3 separate regions of the Homo sapiens genome follow, and all the other regions are linked to region 1. Evidence: chromatin contacts called from ENCODE Hi-C or POLR2A ChIA-PET data. All regions are on one chromosome and are shown on one strand. The core of a region is the stretch at or near the end of the contact, and the rest is flanking DNA. Distances in the headings are between cores, read along the strand shown. Region 1 holds the start of ASH1L (ASH1 like histone lysine methyltransferase). Region 2 holds the start of SLC50A1 (solute carrier family 50 member 1). Region 3 holds the start of RIT1 (Ras like without CAAX 1).

The links. Hi-C counts contacts between places; a loop is a spot of excess contacts on that map. ChIA-PET counts read pairs that join two places held with the same protein, here RNA polymerase II (POLR2A). Pooled maps may share reads with other maps.
Region 2: a pooled map shows a loop between it and region 1 (6-fold over the local background). The contact joins the promoter of SLC50A1 here to the promoter of ASH1L in region 1. A Hi-C loop is called at or near these places in 8 of 50 pooled maps.
Region 3: a loop to region 1 is called in a pooled map, with 7 times the contacts of the local background. The contact joins the promoter of RIT1 here to the promoter of ASH1L in region 1. A Hi-C loop is called at or near these places in 7 of 50 pooled maps. POLR2A ChIA-PET finds 5 or more read pairs at or near these places in 2 of 52 experiments (Caco-2 and WTC11).

What each region holds. Positions count from the first base shown.
Region 1 is chr1:155,560,263-155,564,933 of GRCh38, forward strand. ASH1L (ASH1 like histone lysine methyltransferase) reads right to left here and starts at 2,541. Exons shown (of 28, transcript NM_018489.3): 1 at 1,891-2,541. It overlaps ASH1L-AS1 (ASH1L antisense RNA 1), which reads left to right and starts at 1,780. Exons shown (of 2, transcript NR_147964.1): 1 at 1,780-2,024; 2 at 2,988-3,682. It also overlaps a transcript of MSTO1 not described here. RefSeq lists silencers at 316-610, 2,332-2,481, 2,532-2,671, 3,756-4,050 and an enhancer at 2,560-3,127.
Region 2 is chr1:155,134,157-155,138,827 of GRCh38, forward strand. SLC50A1 (solute carrier family 50 member 1) reads left to right here and starts at 1,696. Exons shown (of 6, transcript NM_018845.4): 1 at 1,696-1,835; 2 at 2,143-2,220; 3 at 2,672-2,795; 4 at 3,405-3,566; 5 at 3,823-3,942; 6 at 4,024-4,671. The coding sequence starts at 1,756. The coding sequence ends at 4,125. It overlaps EFNA1 (ephrin A1), which reads left to right. Exons shown (of 5, transcript NM_004428.3): 5 at 1-743. RefSeq lists an enhancer at 1,137-1,226 and a silencer at 1,497-1,736.
Region 3 is chr1:155,908,581-155,913,251 of GRCh38, forward strand. It overlaps RIT1 (Ras like without CAAX 1), which reads right to left and starts at 2,769. Exons shown (of 6, transcript NM_006912.6): 1 at 2,663-2,769; 2 at 2,076-2,224; 3 at 1,870-1,926. The coding sequence starts at 2,181. It overlaps KHDC4 (KH domain containing 4, pre-mRNA splicing factor), which reads right to left. Exons shown (of 14, transcript NM_014949.4): 14 at 4,465-4,671.

The DNA.
Region 1 (4,671 bases), core at 1,291-3,790:
CCAGTGTCTTTCATCAGATTCTCAAAAGGATAAGTGACCCCAAAAAATTTTAAGAACCACTCATCTAGCCTATCAAGAAACATCCCATTTTTCAGAAGAATACGGTTAAGTGGCTTAGTTTATGCATTCTTTCTTCATATTCATAGAGGGGATTCTTACTATATGAAATGAGTCTTTCAAAGGATTCCTTCAGCCCAGCCAAGAAGTTCCAACATCCACAGGCACATGTATTAACAATTACCAGAACCCAAAAACAGTTCTCTGGTTTTAATTCCACACCGCCTCCCTCAACTTAATACCCACCACTGTCAAAACAACTCCCCTCACGTTGTACCCAGGCTATTTACAGAGACACCTTGATTATCCTCACGCCAAGGCATGGACCATTTATTGAACAGGCAGTCAACAAATATTTGTTGAATGAATGAAAAAGGATCCTTCCTCCCACAGATTTCAAGTTAAGCTGTCAGCACCCATGCAGCTGCTCTGGTACAAGTTAAGCTGTGAAAGCCTTCTCTCCCTCACACATACAACCTCAAGTGTCAGAAATGCTCTGCTTCCTCCATAAATCCAAAATAATATAGTCATGGATATGCATTTCATACAGGTCAGACTCGGCAAGGACAGCTACGTTCCACATACATATCTGACACAATCGGTCTCCCCCAAATACAAGCCAACCAGTCTTATGTGCTCCTATCTTTCCAGCATACTCAGATTTGCCGACAAAGACTTCCTGAGGCACCATGGTATGCTGAATATACTGCTGCAGTAGTAGTGAAAATATGGGAGTTACAGTTCCAACTTTGTCACCAATTTAACATGCGGCCTTGGAGAAGTTCTCTCCTTATGCCTAAATTTCCTATTTTGTAAAATGGAAGAAAGCATCCTACCATTTTCACAGAGATTCAGTATCACAAAAAAACTGAAAGAGCTTTCTTATTGTATTGTAAACTATTACTATAAACCCGCGACAACAAATAAGGCCACCCATTCTTTACAACTTTGTAGTAATGATTCTGTTAAAGATATTTTGGCCCTTCACATTTACACAACTCACTCTAACCAAAGGCACAAACTATTCTTAAGACCACAACTGGCTATGCCAAGTTTCTCCCCTCCCTGACCTCACAGACACATGCTGTACAGAACACTACCATTGCCGCTCTTTCCCAACAAGTAACTAGGGGCTCCCAATCCCTAAAATACACACACATATCAACCTGCAAGGAACCTCCCAACATTTATTCAAGAAATAAGCTAACTTATAAGGGGAACTCCATTACACTTACACAAATAAAGGCAAACTCTTACGGAAACACTTGCCATCCTCACATACACACACCAACACAGCCGCTACACACCAACAGACCATCTGTCTGCTAGACCAAAAACATCTCTTTCCATGTACAAACTAACCAGTGACATTTATTAAACTTACAACACTGAGATCATCCTGTCGTTCCCACATACCGTTCAACGCGGCAGGGACACCACAGACCTTGTCACACAGGTAAAATCCCCTCTCAAGATCGTGTCCTCGACCACTCTTATCCCTTAATTAAACACACACAAACTGGACTATGGGGGAGGCTCCGATCATGCCTACAAACACAAACTAACCTGTCAGGGGCACAGCCGACTCCGCCTCCACTCGCTTACTTCCCAGCCCCCTCCGGGAGTCTGCCTGTCAGGGACACCCCTTCACCCCGCCTGGAGGGACTTCCCGGTAGGCTCAGGATCCCCCTCCCTGCTCTCCCCTCCCCCATCTTCACCACTGCTCTCTCAGAGATCCAGGTCCGGGAGATGACAGTGGCTCCCAGAAAGCCCAGGATTCAATCGCTGAGAGAGTGCTTAGGCCCGAATGCCGGCCCAAATCGTTCTACTCACCGTGTCGGAGGCCGAGGCCGAGGCCGAGAGCGATGAGAGTGCAGGGAAGTGGGGAAGAGGGGGTGGCCGCCAGGCTCCTCCGCTTCCCTGGGTCCACGGCGGATCCCTCCCGCTTGTCAGGAGGCGGCCAGCGGGTAAGCTGACTGGCGGAAATGCGAGAGAGGAGAAGGGAAAGGTGGAAGGCTAAAGGGGGCAAACTGAGGGGAGGCGGGTCCCGCAACCGAGACTGGGATCGTCTCCCCTCCGCAAAGCGAACCCAAAATGGCGGCGGGAGCGGCGGCGGCGGCGGCGGCAGCAGCAGAGTGGCGGCGGTGGCGGCGGCAGCTCCTCCAGAGGGAGGGAGCGAAGGGCGCCTAGCGCCCCCCTCAACCTTCCACTCCTTCCTCCTTGCGTTCTTTCCCACCGTCCCCCGCTCCGCCCGACTCCGTCCGCGTAGCGCGCACGCCCGCCCGCACGCGTACGAGTGTCTACGGGCTCGTCGCTGGCTGCTCCCACCAACCACCACCTTCGGCCGCCCCGCGCGCCAGCCAGCCCGTACGCGCTCACCCACAGGAACCCCCTCGTCCAGTCCCTCACTACCCCTCAGGCCCTGTCAAGCCGGCGCCGGCGCAGGCCCTCACGCGTACCTTCAACGGCGCAAGCCCAAGCCTCCTCCTCCTCCTCCTCCACCTCCTCTTCTCTCCTCCCCCCCCTTCCCCGCCCCCACGGCCACCAACCGCCGCCACGGCCGCCGCCGCCGCCGCCAGCCCCCCCTACCACCCTCCACCCCTCGCGCGTGCGCCTCCCACAATCCCCCCCGCGGGACTGTTCCATTCCTGTCGGCTGCAGGGGCAGGAGAGGAAGGGACGGGCCGAGCGGGTCGGGGCTTGCCGTTTGACTGGAATTGCCAGAATGGCGGACCGAGCCCCACGACAACCTACCTCCCTGGGCTCCTCGCCGCAGCGCTGCGGCTCGCCTCCCTCTGCTCCTCCTCCTCCGCCGGATCGCGGCGAGCGGATCGAGGACTGCCTAGCGCCCCTCTGCCCACCGGTGGTTGGAGGCCGCGGCGGCTGCGCGTTGAGTCGTTTCCTGCCGGTTGACCTGAGCCTACTTCGCAGTAGCAGGACCGCTGCTGTGGAGCTGGTCGCAGGCGGTGTGTGCCGGTCGCCTAGTCAGGAGAACTAGTCCTCGACTCACGGTGAGGGAATGGACCGACACGGGTATTGTACCGCTGAGGGAAAGGAGCGGGACTCCGGACCTCCAGGAGGTAGGGAGTGAGGCCAGTAGGACCGGCGCGCCTCCGGGGGGATTCCTCCCGGGCGTTGAGTTGCCAACCTGGGACCCGAGGAAGATCGGCGTGGTGGTGTGCTTTTTGTTGTTGTTAACCCTCCTCGGATTTCTCGAATTTCACACCACTGTCCATATGCGATGATGTTTGTTTGCCCTTGACGCACTTACTCATGGATGGTACTTCTTCAGCCTCGTTAGACAGCCTGGTGATGGAGGATGAAGAAACCATGTGCTTTTCATTCAGTTCTGGACTTAGTCTCCCTTTTCTTCCTTCAGCAAGTTATTTTTGTTAGTTCCTTATCAAAAAGTGTACATAAAAATTAGGCAACTCCAAACATGCCTCCAGGGTTAATGTGTGAAATAATAAGATAATATATGTAAAGTGGAATTAGCTCCTAGGCATAGGGAAAGTGCAGAATATTGCCGTGTTGTCATTTACAGTTCTGTTGATGTCGATAACGTTTGTGGGTGTAATTGGTAGTGTTCTGTCCCTCCAAGGAGTTAATAAAACAAAGCAAACATAGGCCTGTTAGGTTTCTGTGGCTACTGAATATTTGTTTCTCAAAACACTTGACTGATATTTGATAATTGAATGCAGCAGAAATACGGACGATTAAAGTCCACAAATAATTCCAAAGTTTACTTGATCTAGTAGTTTTTACCTTTACCTAAAGGGTAAAGCAGAATAAATTACCGGAAGGATCTACTTGGGTTTCCCTTTCCTTCACATTTGTGGACTCCTGGGGATCCAGGAAGTAATTCAGAAATGACTGTTCAAAAGCCCATGCAAGGCCGGGCGCGGTGGCTAACGCTTGTAATCCCAGCGCTTTGGGAGGCCAAGGTGGGCGGATGACCTGAGGTCAGGAGTTCGAGACCAGCCTGGCCAACATGGCAAAATCCCGTCTCTACTAAAAATACAAAAATTAGCCAGGCGTGGTGGTGGACGCCTGTAATCCCAGCTACTCAGGAGACTGAGGCAGGAGAATCGCTTGAACCTGGGAGGCGGAGATTGCAGTGAGCCGAGATGGTGCCATTGCACTCCAGCCTGGGCAACAAGAGCGAAACTCCATCTGAGGGAAAAAAATAAAAATAAAAAGCCCTTGCAACCTCCAAAATTCAAGTAGACAGTCCCAAATTTCCCCTTTAGGATACGTGGATTAAGTGTTGTTTACTTGTTTCGTTTCTTTAAGGTAAAGAGGAAAGCAGCCTTAATTACCTCATTGTATATTTTCCTAACCAAGTCCCACACTTTCATGGAGCCCACTTGTTTACCGATCTTTTGTTAGTTGCTTCATGCGTGCAAGTGTATTATGCTACCAATAACTTGTTTTATCTGAGAACAGGGACTATGTCTACTACTTAATTTACATAAAGCATCACAGGCTAGCGCAAAGCAAGTCACAGAAATATTGAAATGAGGCTGGGTGTGGTAGCTCACGCCTGTAATCCCAGCACTTTGGGAGGCCAAGGCGCATGGATCACGAGGTCACAAGTTCAAGACCAGCCTGGCCA
Region 2 (4,671 bases), core at 446-2,945, 430 kb before region 1:
CCAGCCCTGGGAACCACTCCCACCACAGGCATAAGCTATCACCTAGCAGCCTCAAAACGGGTCAGTATTAAGGTTTTCAACCGGAAGGAGGCCAACCAGCCCGACAGTGCCATCCCCACCTTCACCTCGGAGGGATGGAGAAAGAAGTGGAGACAGTCCTTTCCCACCATTCCTGCCTTTAAGCCAAAGAAACAAGCTGTGCAGGCATGGTCCCTTAAGGCACAGTGGGAGCTGAGCTGGAAGGGGCCACGTGGATGGGCAAAGCTTGTCAAAGATGCCCCCTCCAGGAGAGAGCCAGGATGCCCAGATGAACTGACTGAAGGAAAAGCAAGAAACAGTTTCTTGCTTGGAAGCCAGGTACAGGAGAGGCAGCATGCTTGGGCTGACCCAGCATCTCCCAGCAAGACCTCATCTGTGGAGCTGCCACAGAGAAGTTTGTAGCCAGGTACTGCATTCTCTCCCATCCTGGGGCAGCACTCCCCAGAGCTGTGCCAGCAGGGGGGCTGTGCCAACCTGTTCTTAGAGTGTAGCTGTAAGGGCAGTGCCCATGTGTACATTCTGCCTAGAGTGTAGCCTAAAGGGCAGGGCCCACGTGTATAGTATCTGTATATAAGTTGCTGTGTGTCTGTCCTGATTTCTACAACTGGAGTTTTTTTATACAATGTTCTTTGTCTCAAAATAAAGCAATGTGTTTTTTCGGACATGCTTTTCTGCCACTCCATATTAAAACATATGACCATTGAGTCCCTGCTAAGTGCGAGGCTCTCTGTGCTACAACAGTAGCAACTGGGTTTGAATTTCTTTCTCTCCAAAGAATGTGTGCCCCTCACGAGGCCAAAAGGGTGGGATGTTTCCTCCTCTGAGGGCTGTCCAGGACCGGAGTGCTCCTGACAGCTGTCTCTCGGGTTCTGAGCTGCACTCCACTCTGGAAGTTCTTCCTATCCGACCTCTACCCCACTCCCACTCCGTCACCGCAGGGCTTTGGCATACTACCATTCAGGTACTCACGCTGTTTCGGTGAGTCAGGGAAGCTGGGAACGCCAGCTGAGGCATGCGGCCCCGCCCCACAGCCACACTAGCAGAGACGTGTGGGAGGCTGGGAGGGAAAGTTCCCAGTAACAAGTGGGTTGGACCGGGGGTCAGTGATAGAGGCGTCAGTGGATTGGCCACGTCATGTAAAGTTGACCCGAGAGGGAGGGCAAAAGAGGAAGGCTTGGTGATTCCTGGTAATGTGTTATTTTGAGAAAAAGCTTCGGCAGCACACTCCAGAAAAAAACTTCCCAAACCCTGGGCAACTGAGGTTCTGATGTGGAGCTCTGGATGGAAAGCGTGCTGAAGTCTTGTTAAACTAGCAAGCTTTTGTTTGGAGGTCCACCGCCGAAGGCGCACAGGCCTGTGGGAACACGAGCGTTGAGACTGGGGGCGTCTAGATGATCCAAGGGGTAGGCAGAGTGTGAGCAGCGGCAGGTATCGGGGACACACCCGCGGAGCCCTAGGAAGGGGACTGACCGGGACATGGAAGAGGTCTGGACCAGGGTACTGGGAAGGCGCTCGGAGGAGAGGGGCGCGAGTTCCGGTTCGGCGTCGGAGGGAGGGTGGGGCTTCGGCGCAGTTTCCGGAGGGACGGCCCGAGCGTGCGGGGGCGGAGCCGAGTGCGCGGGGCGGGGCTCCAGAGCCGCAGGTCTGGGCTGCAGTAGGTCCCGGCAACCGCAGGCTCGCGGCGGGCGCTGGGCGCGGGATCCGACTCTAGTCGTAATGGAGGCGGGCGGCTTTCTGGACTCGCTCATTTACGGAGCATGCGTGGTCTTCACCCTTGGCATGTTCTCCGCCGGCCTGTGAGAGTGCGGCCGGGCTGGGTTGGGGAGGACTAGGCAGTCAGGAAAGGAGAGAGAGGGGACAGAGACGTGGCCACAGCACCTGGCTCGTCCGGAACCGGGATCAAAGTGGGATCGGGTCGAGGGGACCGGGGTACAAGGGCGAGGCTGGTCACTAGGCCTGAAGGAGAAGGCAGGATAGCTGGCGGGGGGGAGAGGGGGCGGGGTCTGCGGTGGTCCGGAAAGGATGACAGGCATTGGGCATCCCCCTCTAGCACTCTGCTTCTCCCTTCCCACCCCCACCCCTCCCTTCGGGGCCCCATTACAGCTCGGACCTCAGGCACATGCGAATGACCCGGAGTGTGGACAACGTCCAGTTCCTGCCCTTTCTCACCACGGAAGTCAAGTGAGGGGCCGACGGCTGCGGTAGTGGGAAAGGCTACCAGAGGGAGGTGGGGGCGGGGCAGGAGGAGCAAGAGTGAAAGAGGTTTGGCCGGGCGCGGTGGCTCACGCCTGTAATCCCTGCACTTTGGGAGGCCGAGACGGGCGGATCACGAGGTCAGGAGATCCAGACCATCCTGGCTAACACGGTGAAACCCCGTCTCTACTAAAAATACAAAAAATTAGCCGGGCGTGGTGCCGGGCGCCTGTAGTCCCAGCTACTCGGGAGGCTGAGGCAGGAGAATGGCGTGAACCCAGGAGGCGGAGCTTGCAGTGAGCCGAGATCGTGCCACCGCACTCCAGCCTGGGCGACAGAGCGAGACTACGTCTCAAAAAAAAAAAAAGAGTGAAAGACCCTTTGGGTCCTCCTCTCACACTGAACCCTTTGAGCCATGTCCATCCCCTCCACCCTGCAGCAACCTGGGCTGGCTGAGTTATGGGGCTTTGAAGGGAGACGGGATCCTCATCGTCGTCAACACAGTGGGTGCTGCGCTTCAGACCCTGTATATCTTGGCATATCTGCATTACTGCCCTCGGAAGGTAGAGGCCCTCCCTTGGACCCACCTATCTGCTGCACGCCCTGCCTTGCTGGCAGGGCAAACACTATTTCCTAGAAGACTGTAACAGCTGGCACTGCCACCTTTTCCAGGAAGGCCTCTCCAGCCTTGCAGGTCCCCTTCCTCTATGAAGCCAGCCTTCTGAGATGAACACATTGCCCCCATTTAGGCAAGGCTGGTAGCTCTGCCTAGCCTGAGATGCCTATGCTGCCTGCCCTGGGCTTCAGCCAACAAGCTAAGGGGAAAGGGCTTTTGTCTCTGATATTTCTTTCAGAGCCAGGGCCTGTGGGTGAGAATGAGATGATTAGCTCTGCGTCCCTGCTAAATCACACAAGCATTTATGAAGCTCCTACTGTGTGTGCCAAGCACACAGAAAAAAACACATATTTATCTCCCCCAGAAGTCTCCAGTGTTGTGGGTGGATAAGACTTTCCTATCAAGTTGGTGGTGGGAAAGAAGCTGTGACAGTGCAGTGCTGGAGGCCTAGACAGCTTGGCTTCCCCATTGGAGCACTGGAGAAGGCAGGATGAATTAACTCTAGCAGGGAAGTCAGAGTGCACATCTGGAAGTAAGGGTACTCTCTCCCCTGCAGCGTGTTGTGCTCCTACAGACTGCAACCCTGCTAGGGGTCCTTCTCCTGGGTTATGGCTACTTTTGGCTCCTGGTACCCAACCCTGAGGCCCGGCTTCAGCAGTTGGGCCTCTTCTGCAGTGTCTTCACCATCAGCATGTACCTCTCACCACTGGCTGACTTGGTGAGTGGGGGTGTCCAAGGAGGTAGGAGAGATAAGAGTCAGGCTCTCATAGCCAAATACTATGGCTTACAGTCCCGAGGAAGGGGAGATCCAAACCCTGGAAGAAGACAAGGCAGTAGAAGTGGGCGAGTGGGAGGCAGGAAAGGTTGGGTGACAGATCAGGGAGGGTGTCTGACCTTTTTCTTGAGGAAATTCTTAGGCAAGTGAAGCTTTACGATGTGCTTGGGCCAAGAGAGTCTTCCATTCTTTCCCACAGGCTAAGGTGATTCAAACTAAATCAACCCAATGTCTCTCCTACCCACTCACCATTGCTACCCTTCTCACCTCTGCCTCCTGGTGCCTCTATGGGTTTCGACTCAGAGATCCCTATATCATGGTAAGCACAACTGGGATGGGGTGACAGGGGTGCAAGATGGAAAACTGGCTCCTCTCCTCATAGCAGTTCTTGTGATTTCAGGTGTCCAACTTTCCAGGAATCGTCACCAGCTTTATCCGCTTCTGGCTTTTCTGGAAGTACCCCCAGGAGCAAGACAGGAACTACTGGCTCCTGCAAACCTGAGGCTGCTCATCTGACCACTGGGCACCTTAGTGCCAACCTGAACCAAAGAGACCTCCTTGTTTCAGCTGGGCCTGCTGTCCAGCTTCCCAGGTGCAGTGGGTTGTGGGAACAAGAGATGACTTTGAGGATAAAAGGACCAAAGAAAAAGCTTTACTTAGATGATTGATTGGGGCCTAGGAGATGAAATCACTTTTTATTTTTTAGAGATTTTTTTTTTTAATTTTGGAGGTTGGGGTGCAATCTTTAGAATATGCCTTAAAAGGCCGGGCGCGGTGGCTCACGCCTGTAATCCCAGCACTTTGGGAGGCCAAGGTGGGCGGATCGCCTGAGGTCAGGAGTTCAAGACCAACCTGACTAACATGGTGAAACCCCATCTCTACTAAAAATACAAAATTAGCCAGGCATGATGGCACATGCCTGTAATCCCAGATACTTGGGAGGCTGAGGCAGGAGAATTGCTTGAACCCAGGAGGTGGAGGTTGCAGTGAGCTGAGATCGTGCCATTGTGATATGAATATGCCTTATATGCTGATATGAATATGCCTT
Region 3 (4,671 bases), core at 1,519-4,018, 350 kb after region 1:
AGACAAAAGCTTGCTCTTATCCCCCAGGCTGGAGTGTGATGGCACTATCTCGGCTCACTGCAACCTCCGCCTCCCAGGTTCAAGCAATTCTCCTGCCTCAGCCCCCGCAGTAGCTGGGATTACAGGCACCCAGCACCACGCCCGGCTAGTTTTGGTATTTTTAGTAGAGATGGGGTTTCACCATGTTGGCCAGGCTGGTCTCGAACTCCTGACCTCAGGTGCTCCACCCGCCTCGACCTCTCAAAGTGCTGGGATTACAGGCATGAGCCACCGCGCCTGGCCTGAATCTCTGAACAGTGTTCTAAATTTGATATAGTACATGAAAAAGTCAAGACTTTTTCTATTTTTCCCATCCCTGGAATCATGTGCTCTATGAAATGACCATATCAAAGCTGGGCCACCACAAAACATTATTGGCTTTGCGGGAAACAGAGCAGCAGAGGCCTGACCCAATGGAAATCCTTCCTAGAGAACTAGGATCATGGCAAAGAGTGTCACATACTGAAAATAATAAGGCCCGGCGCAGTGGTCACGCCTGTAATCCCAGCACTTTGGGAGTCCGAGGTGGGCAGATCACGAGGTCAGGAGATTGAGACCATCCTGGCTAACACGGTGAAATCCCATCTCTACTAAAAATACAAAAAAAAATTAGCCGGGCTTGGTGGCGGGCGCCTGTAGTCCCAGATACTCGGGAGGCTGAGGCAGGAGAATGGCATGAACCTGGGAGGTGGAGCTTGTAGTGAGCCGAGATTGTGCCACCGCACTCCAGCCCGGGCAACAGGGTGAGACACCGTCTCCAAAAAAAAAAACAAAAAAAGAAAATAACAGTACAGCTGACTTTCTGTGCCCTCTCCCATTCCCACATCCATTTTTCTTTCATATTAGGATATAAACCCTTAGAATCAAACCTGCTTCCTTATGGTTTAGGAATGACAGTAATGTTCTTAGTCTTTGTAGAGATTAGCAATTAAAAAATAAAAAAGTCAAAGCAAACAAAATGACTTTTTTACTCTATTAGCGTTCTGCAACAAGAGTTAAGGACCATAAAAGACATCGGAGGGCTAGGCACAGTGGCTCACGCCTGTAATCCCAGTACTTTTCGAGGCTGAGGTGGATGGATTACTTGAGGTCAGGAGTTTGAGACCAGCCTGGCCAACATAGTGAAATCCCATCTCTACTAAAAATACAAAAATTAGCCGGGTGTGGTGGCAGATGCCTGTAATCCCAGCTACTCAGGAGGCTGAGGCAGGAGAATTGCTTGAACCCGGGAGGCGGAGGTTACAGTGACCGGAGATCGCACCATTGCCCTCCAGCCTGGGAGACAGTGCGAGACTCCATCTCAAAAAAAAAAAAAAAACAACAGACAGACATGGGAGAAGACATTACTACGTAATGAACTTAAGGTATAAGGAAGTAAACCAAGAGCTCCAAGTGCAAGATGTCCAGGCTTGGCATGTCTGGGTTGTAAGAGTTCAGCAGCCTGGCTCTACTTGTTTCTCTGCTTCCTTTTGTGGAAGTTCAAACCAGCTGACTCACAGTTACAGAGCGAGTCTCAAGTCATACCCTTAGAGAAGTGACAGCAAGAAAAGGCTTCGTTAAGTGGCCTGTATACAACCATAAAAAAATACAACAAAGAGAGTTGTCCCATTAATGTTCAGTAAGAGACAAAGACTAAAGATGGCTTATGACATAAAGTCTGAAAAAAAAAGAAATATTCAGTTGCTTACCAACTGCTGATACCCTTGTTTCTAAATAAATCTGAATTAGACTCCAAAAAAGCCTCAAAATATAAATAGTTAGAAACTACTGATATTCATTAAGATATTTTTATGGGGTATATTTGGAAACATAAGTGATGATCTGGCTTACCAATGGTGGGATCATGATCTTCTGGGAATCGGTGGCTGATGAACTGCATGGTCATGGCTTCAAAAGAAGAAATAAAAGTCAAATCCTCACAAAGGTGACCCACAGAGAGAATTTTAAGTATTAACATTGCAAGATAGCAAGTATCCCATCTGGTCATTTAAGTACTTTTCATCCATGCTTCCTGTCAAATGGAAAATGTTACCTACCACTCTTCCCTACACCACCAGCACCCAGCATCACTAGTTTGTACTCCCGTGAGAGCCCAGCGGGGCTGCTACAGCAGCTACCAACTGGGCGAGTTCCAGAATCCATTGTCCTCTTGGGGCCTTCCTCGGTTGCCCCGAGGAAAAGCCACCTAGAAAAGGAGGAGGAAATGCTTAATCCAGGATGGAGACACCACGGCGACAGCCCTCAAGCCAGTGCCTTACCTTTCCATACATATTCTGGCCTGTCCCTCTTACTCTGGCCTGTCCCTCTTGCTCACCACTGCACCCTTTCGGGTGGCCCTAAGAAACCCCCCCATCTTCACCCTCCCTCCTAGACAGTTCAGTCACATGACACATCACAGGTTTTACTTTTTCCAAAGAGAAAAATAAAAAGATACAAATAAATTTACGTCTCGGCACAGTAGGGACAAGGAGAAAGTTTTGGGAAGAAAGGGATGCGGCCCCTTAGGCCGCAGGGGTTCTCTCACGTCTGCGGTACCCAGAGGTTCCGCCCCCTCCCCATTCTCCTCCGAACCCCCTCCCCACCCCCAGCTGCTGCTCCGCCGCCAGACTCCCCACCCCTCTACCTCACAAGCCGACGCCCTGCTGCTCCTACTGGTCAGTGGGGACTGGAACACCACAGCCGGTCGGGTCACGCACTTCGTCTTCCTTCACTCGCGGAGGCTCCGGCACTGACCTGTGACCCCTCCCGCAACCGAGTAAGATGGCGCCACCGGCGCCCGAGTCGCGGAAGGAGGGGCGGGGCCACTCAGTGACGCCCACAGCCTGCCCCGCCCTCTTCCCGCCCCTCCCAGGTCCCTAAAACCCAGTTCCGGGACCCACCGCTGAAGGTCCTCTGGTCACCTACCCAACCTAGGGTGTATGCACTCACAGACAAGGGTATTTAATCACGAGTAGAAAGTAAATTATTTACACAAAAGGGAAGGGAGTACGTGATAAGAGACATGCAGGGACACTTAAATTAACAACTTACCGAGGGTTGTTTGCTGCTTGTGGGAAAAAAAAAAACCCAAAACTAATTTGACCCAATGTAATGAGAGGAAGGGAGGACAGGGGCACCCCCCAAATCCTCCTAAAACACAGGATTTCAGTCAAGTCTACCGGGGATGACTACTCATAGGAGAAAAATGACTTTCCTAAAGGAGCGGCCACAATGACTTTTGCTATTGAAACCTAAATTCATTCTCAGAAACCAGATGTTCACAACACTCCCTAATCAGAGTTCTGTATGTATTTTAAACACGTATAAGACACACAAAAACTTGTTTTAAATAAATGTACCACACTCTGGCAGGAAAGAGAGCTCTGAGTTAACAGAGGCCTTGAGTTAAATACAGAACTGAAGCGCAGCCACTATAACCATATTCCCCTCTATTTACGTAGCACAGGTGCTAGAAGAAACTGACACGAAAATTGTTCTCATGCAGCTCTGCCTACCACTGTTCTTTTTAAATGTCTTTCTGGGCCGGGCGGGCGCGGTGGCTCACACCTGTAATCCCAGCACTCTGGGAGGCCGAGGCAGGTGAGTCATGAGGTCAAGAAATAAGAGACCATCCTGGCCAACATGTAAAACCGTCTCTACTAAAAATACAAAAGAATTAGCTGGGTGTGGTGGCATGCGCCTATAAGTCCCAGCTACTCGGGAGGCTGAGGCAGGAGAATCACTTGAACCTGGGAGGTGGAGGTTGCAGTTAGCTGGCTGAGAGGGTGCCACTGCACTCCAGCCTGGCAACAGAGCAAAACTCCGTCTCAAAATTTAAGTCTTTCTGGCCAGGAGTGCTGGCTCACGCCTGTAATCCCAGGACTTTGGGAGGCTGAAGTGGGCTGATCACTTGAGGATCAGGAGTTCAAGACCAGCCTGGCCAAAATGGTGACTCCCTGTCTCTACTAAAAATATAAAAATTAGTTGGGCATGGTGGTAGGTGCCTATAATCCCAGCTACTCAGGAGGCTGAGGCTGGAGAACCACTTGAACCCAGGAGGTTGCGGTGAGCCAGGATTGCACCATTCCACTCCAGCCTGGGTGACAGAGCGAGACTCCATCTCAAAAAAAAATAAAATGTCTTTCCAAGAATAACATATTTCCTTTAAAACCCGCTTCATTCATGAAGTCCTTTTAATACGCTGTTAAATAAAGGAGGGCTAAAATATGAAAATGGAAAATATCCAGCATAATAATCCTTAACCTTTTCATTTGAACTTTAAGGGTACATTTTGCAGTTACATAACTCTGGGAACTATATGCAAACCTTGGGGTCTGTATATGTATTTTTCTGGTAATGTTATAGTTGCATTGTGCTATGAGTAAAAAAGTTTATGAATTTCAGTGTATGGATGGGTTGTGGAAGAAAACAGAGAAACCACAAGCAGAATATTTATAGATTTATTTATAATGAAATTATGGTCTAAATATTTACAACATATAGGAAACCAGAGGATAAGTTTATACAAAGCCAGCCTGCAAAGTATTCAAATGTGCAAAAATGACAGTTCAATATCTCAAACTATTCCTGGTTCAGCAGACTAGCTCCTTCACTTTCACACATCAATATTTGATACAAAAAGTTATTTTGGCA